Regions from separate parts of the Homo sapiens genome. Here region 1 is linked to region 2. Evidence: chromatin loops called from intact Hi-C (ENCODE). Cell type or tissue: endothelial cell of umbilical vein. All regions are shown on one strand. Each heading gives the region's core, and the rest is flanking DNA. Links, peaks and the distances in the headings are about the cores only. Region 1 overlaps COL4A1 (collagen type IV alpha 1 chain). Region 2 holds the start of MIR8073 (microRNA 8073).

What was found. Hi-C counts contacts between places; a loop is a spot of excess contacts. Peaks named below come from ENCODE experiments on the same cell type or tissue, not always from the same donor. Only the 100,000 strongest peaks of a DNase experiment are listed, where the experiment ranks them.
Region 1: a loop joins it to region 2, with 4 times the contacts of the local background. A loop is called at or near these places in 2 of 110 quality-filtered maps.

Annotation. Positions count from the first base shown.
Region 1 is chr13:110,217,898-110,227,171 of GRCh38, forward strand. All of the region lies in intron 2 of COL4A1 (collagen type IV alpha 1 chain), which reads right to left. Among named protein-coding and RNA genes, the nearest start is that of COL4A1, 85 kb to the right of the region's middle. In endothelial cell of umbilical vein, for the core only: a CTCF peak has its summit at 4,494 (motif pointing right); DNase peaks (open chromatin) are centred at 4,524 and 8,434; H3K27ac peaks cover 1,075 bases.
Region 2 is chr13:110,336,897-110,346,170 of GRCh38, forward strand. The region is part of intron 3 of COL4A2 (collagen type IV alpha 2 chain); the gene reads left to right. It overlaps MIR8073 (microRNA 8073), which reads left to right and starts at 4,062; the gene lies at 4,062-4,133. RefSeq lists enhancers at 1,262-1,763, 5,307-6,256, 6,257-7,205 and a silencer at 4,166-4,235. In endothelial cell of umbilical vein, for the core only: no CTCF peak of the experiment used is centred there; DNase peaks (open chromatin) are centred at 1,935, 4,325 and 4,915; H3K27ac peaks cover 4,591 bases.

The DNA.
Region 1 (9,274 bases), core at 869-8,868, 120 kb before region 2:
CTAAAGCAAGCATATACTTTTTAAAAAATCCTTAAAATGCGTGGATAGAAAGTCATTTTATAATACCCAATTATTTCCCTTCCTCTTCCAATGCTTGTAGAAACAAGTTCATGATTCAGGAAAGCAAATACTCTAATAAGCTTCCGTCATAGCTAAGTCAGAAATTCAAATACAAATCAAATACCCAGGACAGCTGAAGTTAAAATAGCATGAAGCTTCTAAATGTGGGGGGAAAATATAATTACCAACAACAAAAACTGATGTTAACACAAAATATACCTAGAATAAGCAGTCATCAAAATTCTTACTGTCAAAGGCCTGTTTCAGTGGCTGACATGGAATCCATATCTTTAAATCAAAATTTTAATGGATTTTTCCAATCTGAAATATTAGGATCACGGATCTTCACAATGGACTGAAGCACACACAGAGATGCTGCCAGCTCTCGGGGGCTTCCTCTACGCACGGAATGAGTACGGGTACCGGGTTTGGTACTGAGCACTGAGTGTACTGGGTATGGCAGCCTCCATGTGCTGGGTGCATCCAAGGGAAACAAGCAATGCTTATCAGGGAAACTGCAATTCCTTCTCCACCTCAACCCTGTAACTTCTTCACAGGCAATGAAATTGTTTTATTCATTCATGGTGTTTGAATTCAATAAAATGTCATGGGATGCTGAACTAGCCAATTGCATAACATGACGCTCAGCATGAGGTAGGATTCCACATACGAATCCTAAAAACTTTAAGAGGTAGTGAAAGGTTACTGGGCAGGACAGGACCCCCGTCGCCTTTGCAGTCCAAGCATTCTAGGCACCATTCCAGACTGGCTGGAGTCCGCAGCAGTGGCTGAGAGGTGCAGGGCAAGCTGCGTTCGGGACCACGATGGCCCTGCTGCTGCTTTCTGTCATCTAGCGCCTCGAGATTTCCATTTACGAGCAGACTGCAAATCATTCAGGGAATGAAAGCCCTCACATTTGAAGCCAGAGCTCACCAAGTATCCAGTGAAAGGGAAATGATGTCAAGGATGGGTCACAGTCAGTGGGTGACTGCAGAACTCTTTCCGAAATTCCACAAGGCCAACTCCTTGAGCCCAACCACCATCAGAAGAGACATCAGAAGAGACATCTGCAGGACCATTTCCTGAATGCCGCCGCTGGGAAAGGGGTGGGAAAGCTGCGGTGGGTGCCGCGGGGTCATGGAAAACTCTGTGGCGAGGCCCCGCCGGGAGCTCCCTCCACACCATGAGGCTTGACGTCAGGGCAGGAATACTGCCACCACAGTTTGAGGGGGGACAGATGCAAGGAGATCCCCTAGAGGGTCTGCTTTGCCTAAGAGGAAGGCGTGAGTGCTCACTCTCCTTTGCTCTATGAGACATACAACTGAACTCTTAAAAGGATGTATATGTGTTCACTAGAAGTATGTGAATGAAATTTAACAGTGTGGATTGTTGCACTTAGCAGCTACATTTATCATTACTATTATTTCTTGCATTTAAATATTTAACATTAAAGCAGCAAAGATTAAACCAATCATGCATAAAAAGCGTGGCTGCAAATCTGTATCTTCTTCCCGAAATTCTCATTTTCTCCCTCCAGCCCAGACGTCTAGCTTGAGACAGTGAATATCAGGAAATGTGTGCAGTGGCCCTCCATCAACTATGTGGGTATACGCAAGAGCTTGAGCAGCACATACAGACGCACCTCAGCTTATGATGGGGTATGTCCCAATAAGCCCATTGTAAGTTGAAAATATATATATATATGTATATATATATATATGTGTATATATATGTATATATATGTATATACATATGTGTATATATATGTGTGTATATATATGTATATACATATGTGTATATATGCGTATATATGTATATATATGCGTATATATGTGTATATATGTATATATGTGTATATATGTATATATATGTATGTATGTATATATGTGTATATATATGTATATATGTGTGTGTATATATGTATATATATGTGTGTATATATATGTATATATATGTGTGTATATATATGTATGTATATGTGTGTGTATATATACACATACATACATATACATATATATATATATATATTTGAGGCAGGGTCTCACTCTGTCACTGAGGCTGGATTGCAGTGTTACTATCTTGGCTCACTGCAACCTCAGCCTCCGCAGTAGCTGGGATTATAGTAGTGTGCCACCATGCGCCGCTAATTTTTGTATTTTTAGTAGAGACGGGGTTTCGCCATGTTGGCCAGGCTGGTCTTGAACTCCTAACCTCATGTGATTTGTCCGCCTTGTCCTCCTAAAGTGCTGGAATTACAGGCGTGAGCTACTGCACCCAGCCCAATAGAAAATATTTTTAACTCAAAAACACATTTAATACACCTAACCTACCCAACATCATAGCTTAGCCTAGCCATCCTTAAACATGCTCAGAAAACTTAAACACTGGCCTACGTTAGGCAAAATGGTCTAACACAAAGCCTGTTTTATAATAAAGTGTTTAATATCTTGTGTAATTTATCAAATTCTGTATCAAAAGTGAAAACCAGAACGGCTTGTGGCTCCTGACTGGCATTGCAAGAGTTGCCTATCGCACAATGCTAGCCCAGGAAAAGATCAAAATTCAAAGTTTTTATCTTTTGAATTTTGATCTTTCAAAATCCATGACTTTCAGATATCATGAGAGCTGTTCTATTTCTAGGAGACTTCGGGACTTGTCCTGCCTCTTCTAAAGCACGTGGGGTTGTTTGGGCAAGTTCCTCATTTCATGGGCCTCCACCGTCCTCCTTCTGACTATCATTAGCTTGGTTCTGACTACTCCCAAGGCTGCCGATGATGGAGATGAGCAAATCTGTGTGAAGAATGGGAGAGAACTCAGTGCTGGAGTCTCCTGGCCGAAAGAACAGTGGCTGGGGTCTGAGGGGTGGGAGCTGGGCTGGATAAACTAGAAGTGAAAATGCCTTCCTCCGTATGGCCAAGCCTGGACTACAACTTTTATACTGGACTTCTGGCCCCAGGATTCTTGAGTGGAAAATCCCAAGCCCTCACGATAAGGTCCATGTGATGAAGAAGGTCCACCCTGTGCTCAGCGAAAGCCTGCCTGCAGCTATAGCATTTAATGCAGAATTGTCTCCAGGTGTCCATGTTCAAGGAGAGATTTCTATTGGACAAATCCTGATGTTGAAACATTATCTGAGCCCATGATGAATTCTGGCACAATTCTAGGCTCAAGTATTCTAATATGAATTTTAACATTCACTATGAAGTTGACTGACAGAGCTGAACACTCAAGTCATATGTAATCCAAAGCTAGAAGGCGATGGTTACAAAGGAGATGCACAGTGAATATTTCTGATAGATCCACATTTACAAAGAAATAAAACCATAGATATTTTCTGATCCATGAAAATCCACTTTGCACATCAGCTTAAAAGAAAAAAATGAATTAAAAAGAGTCCTTCAGAAAATACTTTCTAAAGAACTATCATTCAACACAAGAATAACTCAAGGGGGCCCTCAGTATGGTCTTCTTATAAACAATTTAAAAGTTCCCCGAAAGCCATCCAAAAGCAAACAAACCATCTGACGTCCCCGATCCAGTAAAAATGTTCTAGGAGAACTGAGTGCTGATAAATTACTGGCAGCCAAAAAAAATCTTAAAAATTTCCAAAGGTCTTTAAATCTTACCAAAGTTCCAGACATTTGTCCATGATGAAAGTGGAGACTCACTCATGGAAGCGCACAGTAAAGCTGTGAGCAGCAGCAAAGGTCTCCAGAGGCAACTATTATCTTCAAGAGTTTTTTCTTATCTTTTTTCAGAAAAAACAGTCCAAAATGCTCTCATTAATTCTTACTCCAAAGCAGTACTCCGTTTCAAATATTGTTAAACAGAACCATTTTAAGTCAGTCCCCCAGAGCAGTCAGATTTCCACGTTGGAAAGGAAGAAAAATATGATGATGATCTTTTTCCAAAGGCTTGTGAACCTGCTCAGTCAGATTCCACGTGTGCCTGCGCTCAGGCAGCGCGTCTGTCATCAACAGCTTAATTCCGTTTTCGCATCAAACCACACCAGCAGACAGTGCGTTCTCTGGAAACACTTGTATTTTCCTGGCTCCGGGCTCCATCAACAACACATTCAAATGCCCATGTGAAGGGCCAAGCTCCTGGTCGGGGCGTCCGTAGACACCCACCCTTCATCCACCTCCAGGCACCTGCGACCCACACAGCAGCACCCCAGGGCCCTGGCACCCCTCAGCACATTCGAGAGCGCTGCCTTCATGTGAAACAGGCACATTCACACCCTCCCCGGCGGGCCCTGGCACCTCAGACACACCCATGGGATCTCAGCCAAGCACCCCCTTGTTGAAGAAGTACTCAGACACTGAATGATCTGGAGAAAACCCAAACTCTGGCAGACAGTGGATCCAGCCCGTGACAGGCCCGGGCGGAGGAACCAACGGCCTCAATCAGGGCTTGGGTGAGGAGTCTCCGTGGGCTGCAGCTGCTCGCCACTAGAGGGAGCTCTGGGACTATACATTTTCCCCCAAATAAACTAAACCTCCCTGGTGGACCTTAAAGAATTAAGGCTTTTTCAGGCCGGGCGCGGTGGCTCACGCCTGTAATCCTAGCACTTTGGGAGGCCGAGGCGGGTGGATCACGAGGTCAGGAGATCGAGACCATCCTGGCTAACATGGTGAAACCCCGTCTCTACTAAAAATACAAAAAATTAGCCGGGTGTGGTGGCGGGCACCTGTAGTCCCAGCTACTCGGGAGGCTGAGGCAAGAGAATGGCATGAACCAGGGAGGCAGAGCTTGCAGTGAGCCGAGATCGTGCCACTGCACTCCAGCCTGGGCGACAGAGCCAGACTCTGCTTTAAAAAAAAAAAAAAAAAAAAAAAAAAGAATTAAGGCTTTTTCCTAAATATTCATTGTAGTAATATATTACTATTAAAATATTAAATATTCAGTGCCATTGAACACATTCTGTGGGCGGAGTGAGAGAAATCACTTTGATATGGCCTAAAAGAACTCTATGGTAAATATTTTTAATTAGGATTCAAAATTTAATTAAAATTAAATATAAAAACTAGTAACCTGAATATCGAGGCTATTGCGTTACAGGTAAATGCGGTCAGCCTATAAATAATGAGAATGATGGATATTTTCTGGATAGCATTTTCACATCCATTTTATAAATTGGGAGAGTATTTGAATCTAATGACAATACAGAAAAAATAGCAAATTCAATTTTTAAAATAGCTGTATGGAAATAGAAAATACTGAAAAAATTACATTCTACAAAGCATGCATAAAATAGATACAAATGTAATCACAGGGAGGTCTCTAAGAAACCACTGCTAAACATCCCACTGCCAGTAAAACTTATGTAAAGGTTCTTCTTTGGTCTTCTTCCACTATAAGTTTATAGAAAACTTATGCATTAAGGTAATTTAGTCCATTCTCCTGAGTTTTGCCAATTCTAAAAGAAAAAAAAATCTATCCAGTTTTTTGGATCCCAAAAAAGATGATAACATTCTCTCCTTTGCTTAACCTATCAGCATGAACACTCATTAAAACCAAAATCACAGATGCCTCTTTCTAAACCTACTACCTAACATTCTGTTTCTCAAATATATATTTTTAAAAACATCTTCAAAACGAGAAAAACAGTACAGAAAACAAGTGTTCTGCTACAGGCTTGGAACCTCACTTGCTGCAGCTATGGACGGTGTGGATGGTTGTGCATGTTGCACACTGCAGCAATCAGAGGCCAAAATCAGCCACCGAAGCTAGGTGTTGGCACAGCAGGAGGCCTTTATCTAATATGACAAAGCTGGAAAAAGCCCAGTGGTAGCAAAACCATCCTCCAAATAAGTTGCACAGAGCTCTCTGGGGGTTCCTGCCTGGGTGACACCCCAAGGATGGCAGGACACACCAAGCAAGAGGCAGCCTCCGTGTAGACTTTAGAGGCTTGGTACTGACCTGCCAAGAGTTGGGAAGCCAACTGAGGAATGTCCCTCAAGAGAGCCCTAACCCAGGGCAGGGGCTGAAATGCCCAGTCACCACTGCCAACACTTTGGTTAACTTTTGGTTTTGGATTTTACTTACTCCATTAAAAAAAATATATATGGAATACTATCCTCAAAGACCTAGAAATGCACATGGCATAAATGAATGCTTCCAACTTGAGCTCCAGCCATTGCAGGAATGATCACACTTAGGAGGTGCTGAGAGTCTGCACATGAAATCACGCCTCTGCTCACCAGCACAACCGTCTTTTTTTTTGAAGTTCCATGAAATTTATCACAATTCTAGGTCATGACTTAGTTAAAAGATTTGGGGTAAGAAGAAAGACTGCAGGAACATAAATAATTGATAACAAAATATCAATAAGAGGTTAGCTCTCTTCTGAGTTTGTATAAGAAAAAAATATATATGTTTTTGAGATGGAGTCTTGCTCTGTCATCCAAGCTGGAGTACAGTGGCATGATCTTGGCTCACTGTAACCTCCACCTCCCAGGTTCAAGCGATTCTTGCGCCTTGGCCTCCCAAGTAGCTGGGATTACAGACGTGCACCATCATGCCTGGCTAATTTTTGTATTTGTAGTACAGACAAGGTTTCACCATGTTGGTCAGGCTGGTCTTGAACTCCTGACCTCAGGTAATCCGCCAGCCTCGGCCTCCCAAAGTGCTGGTATTACAGGTGTGAGCCAACGCTCCTGACCTAATTTTTTTTCTTATAAAGACACTTTGCTTTATTTTCATTAGCTCCAAAGCAAGGCCCCTGAGGGTTCGAAAGACATGTTCTACATTAACAGAAATGTTGAAAAATGCCAATTAGTGCCTAAGTACTTAGACAGCCGAGGATGTTATTAACGTGAACTTAATAATGTATGTGGGTGTGGGGCAGCGTTGTGGAACAAAACGAGGACACAGCAAAGGCAGGAAACACCACAAGGTAGGTGATGGATTTTTTTTTTCTTTTTTTGGTCTGTGATAAAAGTAAACTTGAAAATTGCAGATGAAATACTCTGAAGATAAGAATTATAGTTAATAATACAAAAGCATGCAAGACAGTCTTCAGGTTTAAACCTTGAGAGAATTGCTCATTGGCAATTAAGAAAAACCTTTCTTTTTTTTTTCCTTAAAAATGTGTTAGATATAATTATTTATCAAAATTGGGTTTTACAGGTGCCCTGCCAGGGGACATCCAGGGTCCCCATCCTCTGAGTGGTTCCGTAGTCCCTGCGGTTCCCTTGCCAGGGTGTGCAGAGCCGCGTACATAGCACCTCCAGGAGATGCTGGAACCCAGCAGGCAGTGACTGGCATTCCCTCTCGTTCCCTCCCCCCAGCACTTCGAACAGATGGCACAGGGTAGGTACTCAATTAATATTTTCACGACTGGGCCGGGTGCAGTGGCTCACGCCTATAATCCCAGCACTTTGGGAGGCCAAGGCGGGTGGATCACCTGAGGTCAGGCGTTCAAGACCAGCCTGGCCAACATGGTGAAACTTGTCTCTACTAAAAATACAAAAATTAGCCCAGCGTGGTGGCACACGCCTGTAATCTCAGCTACTTGGGAGGCTGAGACAGGAGAATCGCTTGAACCCAGGAAGCAGAGGTTGCAGTGAGCCGAGATCATGCCATTGCACTCCAGCCTGGGTGACAGAGCAGACTCCATCTCAAAAAATAAATAAATAAATAAACAAAAATAAAATATTTTCATGAGTGACTCAGGAAAGATCCCAAGAAAATGATATAAATCTACAAGAGGGTGCAGATTTAGGAATCTTAATTTCAAATGACTGCAAAAACAAGCACCTGCACTCCGGGTGAGCACGCGGAGCTCCGGGCGCCCTGCTTTTCATGCTCTCTCTTCAGTCACTGCATGGATGGGCAAAGAACCTAAGCCTGGAATTCTGGTGCTGGCTCCAGCGCCAACCCCTGGGACGCTCTGAAAATCAGCTTTGCCATCATCTGTAAGTCAGGGATGACTCCACCTGCCTGTTTTACCTGGCAGCATTATTTTAAAAATCAAACGTGCTCAAGTATTCAGTTAAATGCTGTACAAATGGTTCTGAAAGAAACTGGTCTGACTTCACTGCTTTTTAAACACGTAAATATTTTGTGTTTATTCTCACGATTTCTATGTCCAACAAGCCAGCTGCATTTCCTCTGAAGCCACAGAATGTTTTAAAAGAGAATGAAAAGGCCACACTGCTAGTGTTCCCACAAGTCATGACCCAGGAAGTATCTCATTCCTGTTTTTGTGGCTAAGACAGACATAAGAAAATTGGAATTTCTTGAGTATTTAAAAAAGATGACAGTTTCAAGAAACTCCCCCCTTTATCTTATACTCAAGGTTTTGTGTTTTTTCCTTAATAAATATCTCTGTAATTCAGGCAGTTCAAGCATAGAACATTCCATTTATTCTGTCAGGTCAGCCTGGGTCTTAGTAAAGCCACCACACTCCTCCATGGTTAGCCTGGAAGTAGCTAACGACATACACCGGTCTGAAATCCCCAGATTACTTCCTTACCCCCAAGCAAGTTACTTGTCTGTATCTTATCACTGATAACATTTTCCCCCAGCATGCTGCAATAATTTCAATACTCCATTAATCATACTTGGAATCTAAGAGATAAGAACAGTTCCCTTGACTCCCAGATATACAATTGCCAGGTTAAAACTAGACAAACCAACTTTGCCCATAGAATACAAGGTAATCTCAGCAGAGCTGGAGGTTTTACAAAACCCACTATTAGCCTAACCTCATTAATTTGAAAAAGCAGTAGTGAGATCAATCTAAATTAATAAATAACTGAATTTTAATCTCTTTTAAGTAAACACCATTAATTCCTTTAAAACATATACAGTCACCCAAAGAAAGAAATTAAGCCAACATCTTGAAGTTTTTTCTTTTGTGTTTTGCTTAAAATCTTGGTTTTAAAACTGAATAGATAAGAAAAGCATATAATTGCAAACTCAATGCAAAATACCGGTGCTTAATTAAGACAATAAATAGCTACTTCATAAATACTTAAAAATGGTCTTCCCTGAGCTGCTAATCTCTCTTCACCTCAATGCTCTTCATAAAGTTGGCAAGCCTGTTTTCAAAAGATAATATGGAGATATATTTCAATCCAAGGTGTGGCCCAATTATTTAAAAATTTCTATCAGTAAGACCTTATTTAATGCCATTTTCACTATGCCTACTTTGTAGACGTTTTAAAGATTAAACTTACAGTATCATTTCCTGCCTTTTTTTCTTAAC
Region 2 (9,274 bases), core at 784-8,783:
GGACAACATCCATTCCCACGTGGCCTGGGTTGCCTCTGTGCTCCTTCACGGGACACTCACACCAGTTCCTATACAGGTTACATCAGAAGTTCCCAAATGTTGCTCTGGGTACTGCACTGGTTAGCAATGCAGTTTTCAAAGTTCCAAGGAGAAATGAGGGGAAATGAGGAAAACAGACTGCGTTTATCTATGGATGCTGATGCTGTTTTGTACACGTAGGACGTATAATATATGCTCACTGCATTCAATCCGTAAGCCTGTAGGCCAGTGACAGTTGCAGTCCTGGCGCTCTGATTCCGCGGTTCTGGAATGGGGCATGGGCGCCGGAAGTTTTAGAAGCACCCGGCATGATGCTGATCACAGCCAAGTTTGGAAACCACTGGGCTCGTGTGAAGGACACTGTACCCTGCTGTTTGGAATCATAAACGTAAGATTTAAAATGGGCTTTCCTAACTAATAAGTGCCAGTGAGGGCTCAACAGCTGATGGGCAGTGGAGTCCAGAGTGATGGTCCCAGCAAGCGTTCCAGCGGCATCTGCCAAGGCTGGAAGCTGTTGCCAGGCTCGAGCCAGAGCAGCATGGGCAGGAAGCTCCTGATGGGCAGTGGAAGTGAGATTGGACCAGCGTCAGAGGGCGGATGTACTGGTGGCAGGCTCAGAGAGGGTTGCCTTGGGATTCACAAAGCATGGCCCATGGTGTCCAGACTGGGGGCTTTTGAAGGCTTAGGCTGATGTTCCCCCTTAGCCACACCCTTGCTATCCAAAAGGTCCTGCTCCACATCTGACCGCAAGCAGCCCTCTGACACAGTGCTGGAGGCTCTAAGAATCTGAAGTCTGCCTGTCCCAGGGAAGTCCCTGCAGCAGGTTCTGCTGTGTGTGTCTGTGTCCCCAAGACATTTTTCAGGACAGCTTTGGGAAAAGCACTTTTTAACTGTTAAAAATAGAGAGAGCATTGATACTTGTGAAGATATATGTACTCACTAAAATATATGCAGTGAGCATATATTCACTAAATGAACATGCATTGAAAGTAAACAGCATGATGCCAAGGGCTTGAAGTTCCTTTTCTTGTTGCTTTGTAGGTTAATGAGGCCAGGGGTGTGGATTAACAGTATTCTGGAATCACACAAAACTCTCCAAAGGAACCATTTATGCCACCGTGATAGGAACTGCGTATTGCTCACTTGGATCCTAAGCTGATTTTTAAATTAGATCTTTCCGTGATCCCTTGTTGAGTCTGTTTCATGTGCATTTTATTATATTCTATAAATATTTCACTAGTTGTTTCTAATAATTAGAGAAAAAGTGTCTTTCATCAATTTAAGAGAGAAGGGAATAGTCTGTTAAGGCTGAGCAGTTACTGCATATGAAGGCTCCAATGGTGAGCTTCTACCATTAGCTGGCAAAAAAGAGCAAAAATGCAATGGAAAACAGTGAGGGAGAGAGAGAGAGAAAGAGAGAGAGAGGAGAGAGGCACAGTTACTGAGCCATGTGGCCAACTATTAAAACTAGGAGAAAAGACACAGAAAATGTTGTGTGTGGGGGGGGGTGGGGGTAAAATGCTCCCCCTGAAGAGCACTGAGGCTCTAGGGAGCCCGTTAAACCCAGATAATTCTACTAGAGCAGGAGGGAGCTGGCCTGGGCCTTCCCAGTTAGCACTCACTGAAAACAACGGGCCTCTGCCGAGAAGCTAAACCTGGGACCCCAGGGATGGTTTATCTGGAAGATTAGGGGAGAAACGTGCAAGGCAGCCAAGGCAATCCAGCCATCTCTGCAGCTGGGAAAAGGAGTGATTGTTTTCCTGAGCTGCTAGCCTGGATTTGCAGAAGGAAAGAATGCCTTGTTTCTGTCCCCTGAAGACGCAAGCTGAAAAAATGTCTGGCTGCTCTTCGCCGCCCTCCCAGGTTCTCTCCCACAGCCAAGAACGACTGGCTGCTGCCCTGAGCCGGGAGGTCACAACGCTTGTGGAGTAAGGAGCTCGGGTTTTTGTTTGGGGCTTTGTTTTGTTTTCTTAAGTATCTGCAGGACAATGTTTGGAAGAGTCGTATGCCCCATAAAAGGAAGAAAATGGTGCTCTTGGATTGTAATCAGTGACTTGTGGTTGGCAGTTATGCCTCTGCCTTCAGTACTGCAGGCCTGTGCCTTCCACGGACCTTCCCTAACATCATTTCTGGAGATGATGGGGCCAGCTCTTTAAGAAACTATTTTTTCACGTTATCATGTGGTAAGAACAGAGATGAACCTCAGAGATGAAGAGTGTGATTGAGCTCAGAGAAACTTCAGTGACTTGATTTTAAATGGGCCAAACAGTTGGATTTCTTTTACCTTTTGTGCAGAAAGCCTTCGTTTAGAGAAAAGAGGACTGAATTCTGATGGACAGTAGGTGTGGGAGGGGCAGCATGTTATCACAATAGCATCGTGATGAGATTCCTGGATGGAGGGAATCACTGGTGCTTGCATATTTGGGGCTTCATCTTAGGGAAGTTCCCTAAAATCTCTGTAGCACCCAGTTTTCGTGGGAAGAATGTCGTGGGAGCAGGGGCTTCCCTGACCTTGGAAGCCTGGCCGGTCAGTCTCAAACGAGTTTACTGCCTCCGACCCAATTGTGAGGACTGAGCCAGAGGGAGTGCATGTCAGCCTCAGCCTCCAGCAGCACAGCCCCTTTCTCTACAAGCCTCAGATATAGGGGAAAAAAAACAAAAACAGAGTCAAAAGTAGGTCTTCATTAATAAAAGACTGGGATCTCCCAGAATTAATCATCTTGCTCATCTTTTCCAGTTCTGGAAATCTGATCTTTGAACCTGGTATCCTCAGTCTTAGCACAATACCTGGGACCATAATAGATGCTCAGTAAACTTGGTGGGAGGAAAAAATCAAAGAAGGAGTCAAAATAGAGGTGCTCGGTGCCGAGGAGTTGCTAACCTGGACCATCCAAATAATGACAGTCTGTGGCACTTCAGAAGCATTCCAGAAATGGAACAATGGCACTCCATGAAGCTGTATAAACTCATAATGTATCCTGTAACTAACCCAGTATAGAACAGTAACACTGTTTACACTGATTGGAAGGAAGAAGGTTCATCCTGGCGGTTTATGACATTGCCAGAATGGCTTGAATCCTTGAGGGTGGGTGACAGGTAGAGTGGATAATAAATGGGCCTCCTGGTTCACAGAGCCTGAGAACCTCTCACCCAATGGGCACCTGGTGCCCCTGCAGAGTCCAGTCTAAGAGGACAATTTTTTTTTTCAGATGTAGTCTTGTTCTGTTGCCCAGGTTGGAGTGCCTGATCTCAGCTCACTGCAGCCTCCGCCTCCTGGGTTCAAGCAGTTCCCTGCCTCAGCCTCCCTGGTAGCTGAGATTATAGGTGCACGCCACCACACCCGGCTAATTTTTGTATTTTTAGTAGAGATGCGGTTTCACCATCTTGGCCAGGCTGGTGTTGACGTCCTGACCTCGTGAGCCACCGCGCCCAGCCAAGGACAATTTACTCTAGCCACAGATATGGCCATGGTCCTCATGTAAGCTGACTACAAATACAGCAAATCCACCTTTCCAAAGACTTCATTCTAAAGATGTAAAAGAACAAAAAGAGATAAAGGAAGAGGATGAGAAGACTTGAGAAGAGTGGAAGTGTAGAAAGAAAATGTTTAAGGTTCATCCCCTCCCCACCTTGGGGAGTTCCTTTGGCAGCATCTTCTGAAGGGTACTTCTCCTAGCCCAGGGGCAGAAAGATCCAGTCTTTTGGGGCAGCTGCGGAAGAAAGGAGAGCAGTCCTGTAGCTCATGAAGACATTACGAAGCACAAAGAACTGCACAGGGACAGAGAGTCTTTAGGGTCTCGAGCTCACTCTATGTCCTTGGCTGTTAAGTTCCCCGAGAGCAAACCCCAGCTTCTCGCTTGCTTCAGGCTCTGCATGTGTGAGTGTGACCCTTGGGTACTCTCGGGGCGTTTTCAGCCATGCGATTCTGGGGACTTCAGAGGACTCTGTTCCTTTCTGACTCGTGTTCCGGCGTCTGTGGATTGCTCCCAACAGGAGGAGGAGTATTGTCTATTAAGGGAAAAGATTTCAGTGACCTGGCAGCAGGGAGCGTCGTCAGTGTTTGACTGTTTATGGTATGTCAGGGAGCTGGTTCCTGGCAGTGGCTTCCCCAGGGGTGGGGAGGGGTGTGCTGGGGGTGACAGGAAGCACTGAATCACGACAGAGAAGGGAAAGAAGCCCGCCCGCCACTTCCGGTGTTCACTGAGCAGGTCGGTGGCCAGCGCTGCCTTCGCATCAGAACCCCATTTTAAAACACATCCAAGCGCGTGGCGTCATCGGGACGACGGGCTTCTCCCCAGTAGAGTGTCAGACCAACACCGCCCTGCACAAAGCTCTGTGTTCCCTGCTTTCTGTCATGTTCCCACCCATAGCCAGAAATCCCAGCTGCTGGCCGTCCAGCCCCTATGGAGCAGTGACTAAGGGTGGCTGTGGGACTCACTCACGAGCCTTAGGTTGGGTGTACATAGTTTGTGGCTGATTAGGTGTTGTTAAGGATTTACTGTTCAGGGCTGTTGATTTCTGCCACTGGCTTGTCTTCTCCCAAGGACAAGGGGCCTGCCTATTGGCTTTTAGATCTTAGCACTTAGCAGACTCTCAGAAGTGTTTGCTAGAGGACGTTTTCTGGGGAATGTCCACCTGCACTGATGAAAACAACTCAGTAACAACTCCACTTTGAGAGGAGCAGAGCAGGAGCCTTCCTTAGGTGTGCGTAAGGGGATACCGGCTTTAAAGACGCCAGGCTGAGTTGCTGTGTCAGGATTGATTCTTTACTTCTCCATCTGGAGGTGTTTCTGCTTTATCAGTTTCTCCTTGTTTCCAGCTCTGTCTCGCTGCCAGAGGGCCGACGTTTCCTGGCTTTTGTTGTACTGTGGCACACAGTCTGTTTTGAAAGGACAGGAGCATAATAAAAGCGGATATGAAAGAAGGGCCAGATGACATCACATAGAATACTGGAGGAAGTCCGCGTTTGTGGATGTTTATAATCTCAGCATGTTAGTTGTTTGTAATATGATAAGAGCACTTTTGATACATAGGAGGACTACAAGCCTTGTTGCTTAGACAGGACTCACGAATTTTTATCTTAGGCTCATAGTGACGAACAGAGAATGGGGATCTTGGCCTGGATCCCAAGTGACCCTGGCTCATTGGTTGACCTCGGGTACAAGATTCGGCATAGATGAGCCATTTAAATTGTGCCTAAGCCAGCTACTCATTGAATTTTTTAAAAGAAAGAGAGAGATAGAATAAAGAAAGCTAAGAATTTGACTTATTAGAGATGAATTAGCTTACTAAATTTTTTCCTTTTGAAATCTTACTTCAGAGAAATTGATGGTACCTAGAACTTAACATTAAATCAAGTAAGACCCTTTTAAGGTGAATTCTGGAAGCCATATAGAGTCAGCATTATATGCATGCTTACTCAGTGAAAATCCTAAAGCATGCAAGTGTCTCCATAAAGAGCAATCTCCTTGAACAATAACAGTGTTGACACCTGCTGTTCCCCAGGTCTGTATCGTGAGATGGAAATACACCAGCATCTTCCCCCACTAGGGGAAGATGATAAAATGCAGGTTAAGAACATGGACCATGGATGCTGGGTACTTCCTGCCGGGAGCCGGGCACTATCCTCACCTCTTCCCGTGGGTTAATCTCCTTTCATCCTAACGGCAACCCCAGGAGGCAGGAACAGTAGGTTCTACCCATTTTTTAAATGAGGACCCTGCAGGGCATGTGGGATGAGCATTCCTCACAAGACCGCCCCCACGAAACATGGCCTGGAGCCCGGGCACCCTTGGTCCAAAGCAAATCAAGTTTCTCCCAAACACAGTGCCATTCAGAGCAAACCAAATCTGCAGCACTGGAGACCCGCACACCCGACTGGAAGCTTAGGGCAGGGCAAAGGCACAAGACAGCATCATAGCACTCTGGAGCCCAGGAAGAACCCATCTTCTTGCAAACACTCCAGATTAAGCGTAAAAAGACTAGAAAAATCAACTGTCTTCATGCACTGGTATAGGAGAGCAGGGTAGAGCTGGCTCCTAAAATTTCACACTCAGGAGACTCTAAAAATCGTGCTCAAACCTAAAAATGTGTGCATGCTAATTCCAAATTAGCCTTATCGACAGAGGTTAGCGTCCAAAACTTGGTCTAACCTAGTCCAGGGAACATGCAATCTTTGCAACTTCATACTGCAGTGACTGTGTGTGTGGTCTCTGATTGTCCATCGAACACAAGAATTAAAATCCCAACAACCTAGTGAGGGGCAGAGAGGAGTGGGATTGAAAATCCACTGTTGAAATATCCAGGTAGATAATCCACTCCCAAATAACGGAGTGCTGCCTGCGCCTGTCCGTACCCAGTGGGTGCTCTCCTCTGCTGGCCCCAGGAGTAGGCGTCTGCTGTGACTTAGAGCAGATTTTATGCACAGACCTTCTTCCAGGCAGAGAAAAAACTACCGAGTGTGAGTTCACAGCAAAGGCATCCTCGATCCCTGCTGATGTGGGAAGGCATAGGTACACGCCGTCTGAAAGCTGCCAGGCGTGATTCACTTGGCAGCGTACCTCCAGGAGAAAGGGCGGGGCAGAAATTCAGAAATTCTAACCCAGAAGCCAGGCCAGCAGGTAGGTAAAGTGGCTGTCGCATGGGTGTGGTGTTGTCCATGGCCCCAAAGCCCCTGGGACTTTGATGGTCAAGTTTGCAAAGATAAAGCTGCAGGCACCTGAGGCTGAGCCTGCCCGGGCAGCGCAGCGCTGCTGTGTGCCAATGCAAACGGGGACCTTCCTTGCCTAGACCAGTCTTCACCAACCAGAACAGAAATCTTATTGTATTCTGAAAAAGGATTCCTGGATCTCTTTCATTCCATGCTTTTCAGATTTTTTTCTCCCAAATTTAGCACAGAGGGCAGGTTTTGAACAGAACTCTTAAACTGAAGGTACTTCTCTGGAATAAATAGCTTCAAGAGATGGACCCACTTTGTTTATTACCAACAGGGCTAAATATTTACCTTAGACCTATATGCCAATACTAACCACATACACATTTTCATTCATTGCCAAAGAATACCAAGAACTGGCATGCCGTATAAATAATTAAAATTTAGTGTAGATAATGTGTGAGGTAATGCTTATATTAGATGATGTCTCGGTGAACTCTCTCCCTAACGAAACAGAAGAAAAACAACATAGCTCATAAATATGTAAGGGTATTTATTCTAAATGTAACATGTGAAACTCTTCACTGCATGTGTACCTATGAGTCTGAAAACTCACTTCTAACTATGATTACATTGATGGCCTCTTGAACAAGAGTTAAAAGCTCCTTGTAACTTGTTCTTCTCAACACGGAGACAGAACAAAATCCCTCAGGCTATTAAAAGGATGACATGACAAATAGCCTTCATAAAAGATGGTCTTTTATGCAGCCAATTTTCTTATTAGTTATTTGACGACAACATTGAGGTTTAAATGAGTAGCCAATGAGAGAATATTGAAGTAGGCTGTTTGTTACAGCACATCTCCTCTAACTCATACTTGCTGATAGGTAATTGGAACAGAAGAGAATGATGTCAGTATGAGATGGAAGTCATGTTAGTTCATGCGTGACATTTTTCCCAGCATGGTGTTTGTACCACTGAGTAACAGGATAGCTGAGGGTAAGTAGAAGAATACACATCAGCACAGCAAACTGTCAAGGAATGGAACTCTATACGAGACCCCAGGGCCGCAGTATTCTCTCTCTTGCCTCGCTCAGGCCACATACTCTCCTTAGAAATGCTTTCTCCACAGCTCTTCCCAATCTTTGGTCATCCTGTCCTTGCTCTCTGCAGTGTAGCAGTCTCAGCACTTCCTTACACCCCCTTCTATGAAACTATGCCATCACTTTTCTTCAAGATAAACTGTTTTATTTACTGCAATATTTCTTTACTTGAGAAGTTAACATGTCCATTAAACTGTGCTATTATTTGTATTAGGATTGCTACCAATTTTATTAAGGCCCTAGTTACAAAGTTGCATCGGTATTGAGTGGTCTGCCCCAGCTCTGTTTTTCCCATGGACCTCGGTGGTTTGCTGTGTGGTTTTGCAGAGTGTGAGAATTTTTCAGAAACAGTCATATACTGTGTTACAGCAGAAAAGCCTGTTCTTAAAAAGAATGAGTGGGGACTAGATGTGAATCAATGTGATTTGACTTTCTTCTTCCCAAGGTGAGTGGCTGGTGTGTTTGAGTTGGTCTTGACTACACTGACAAGGAAGGTGAGGGTATGGAGGACATTCCAAGCTGAAGGAACAGTGTGTACAAACGCAAGTTCTTTGCGAGGATGGAACTTCAGAGGTGTTCATACTCAATGCATTGAAAATCCTCACATTCCCTCAGCATGTAAAATAAGTGATTAAGCATTCCGCTGTAGTTGAAAGAAAAAGAGACTTTGAAAGTGGAGGGAACAGTGGATGCAGGGGAGCAGAACCCCAGTCGGCGGGTCTCAGGAGAAGCGAAGCCTGCTGTTCCTGGGAAGCAGTGGGGTGCAGGAATCAGAGGACAGCAGATGCTGGCTTCACACCCTCACCTTCCCTATGGGTACAGTCGAGGCCTCCTCAAACACACCAGCCACTCACCTGGGAAAGAAGAAAGTCAGACTCACATTGATGCACATCTCGTCCTCACCCGTTCTTTTTAACCTGATATGGGCTCTCAACTAAAGGGTTAATACCAGAAGCACCCACCTAGCTAAGTACCGACCTAGACAGCCATTAGTGATTTACAAAAACATGAAGGGTGGCCATCTATATTAGGGGTGGAGAAGGACAGGGGGCAAGGGAAGGTGGTTTCTGGCAATTGGTCCACTGACACACCCCCAGCTGCTGTGTGGGACAGAAGTCACGTGAGTCAGATAGCAACACCCAGGCTCTCATCTTGTTCCATCTCATCTGTGCCTGGGCATGTGTACCTGTGCACAGGGGGACCACCTTCTGCAAGGTAGCTGGGGTGCGTGTTAGTTCTCAGAATAGTGCCAGCTGTGTGTCCACTTCATGATGACATCAAGAAGATGGGCTTTGGGATCCTGCCCACACCCAGCTCCGGGGCGCTGCTGATGTATCTGGGCAACCCCAGCCAGGATCCTGGGCTGCCTCTATCACCCTCACAACCTGGGGGCCAGGAGCCAGCAATGAAGGCCAGTGAGAGGTGAATTTGGAAATGAGGAGCTTTCCTGGGGTACTGAAGGAACAGTATCAAAATACTT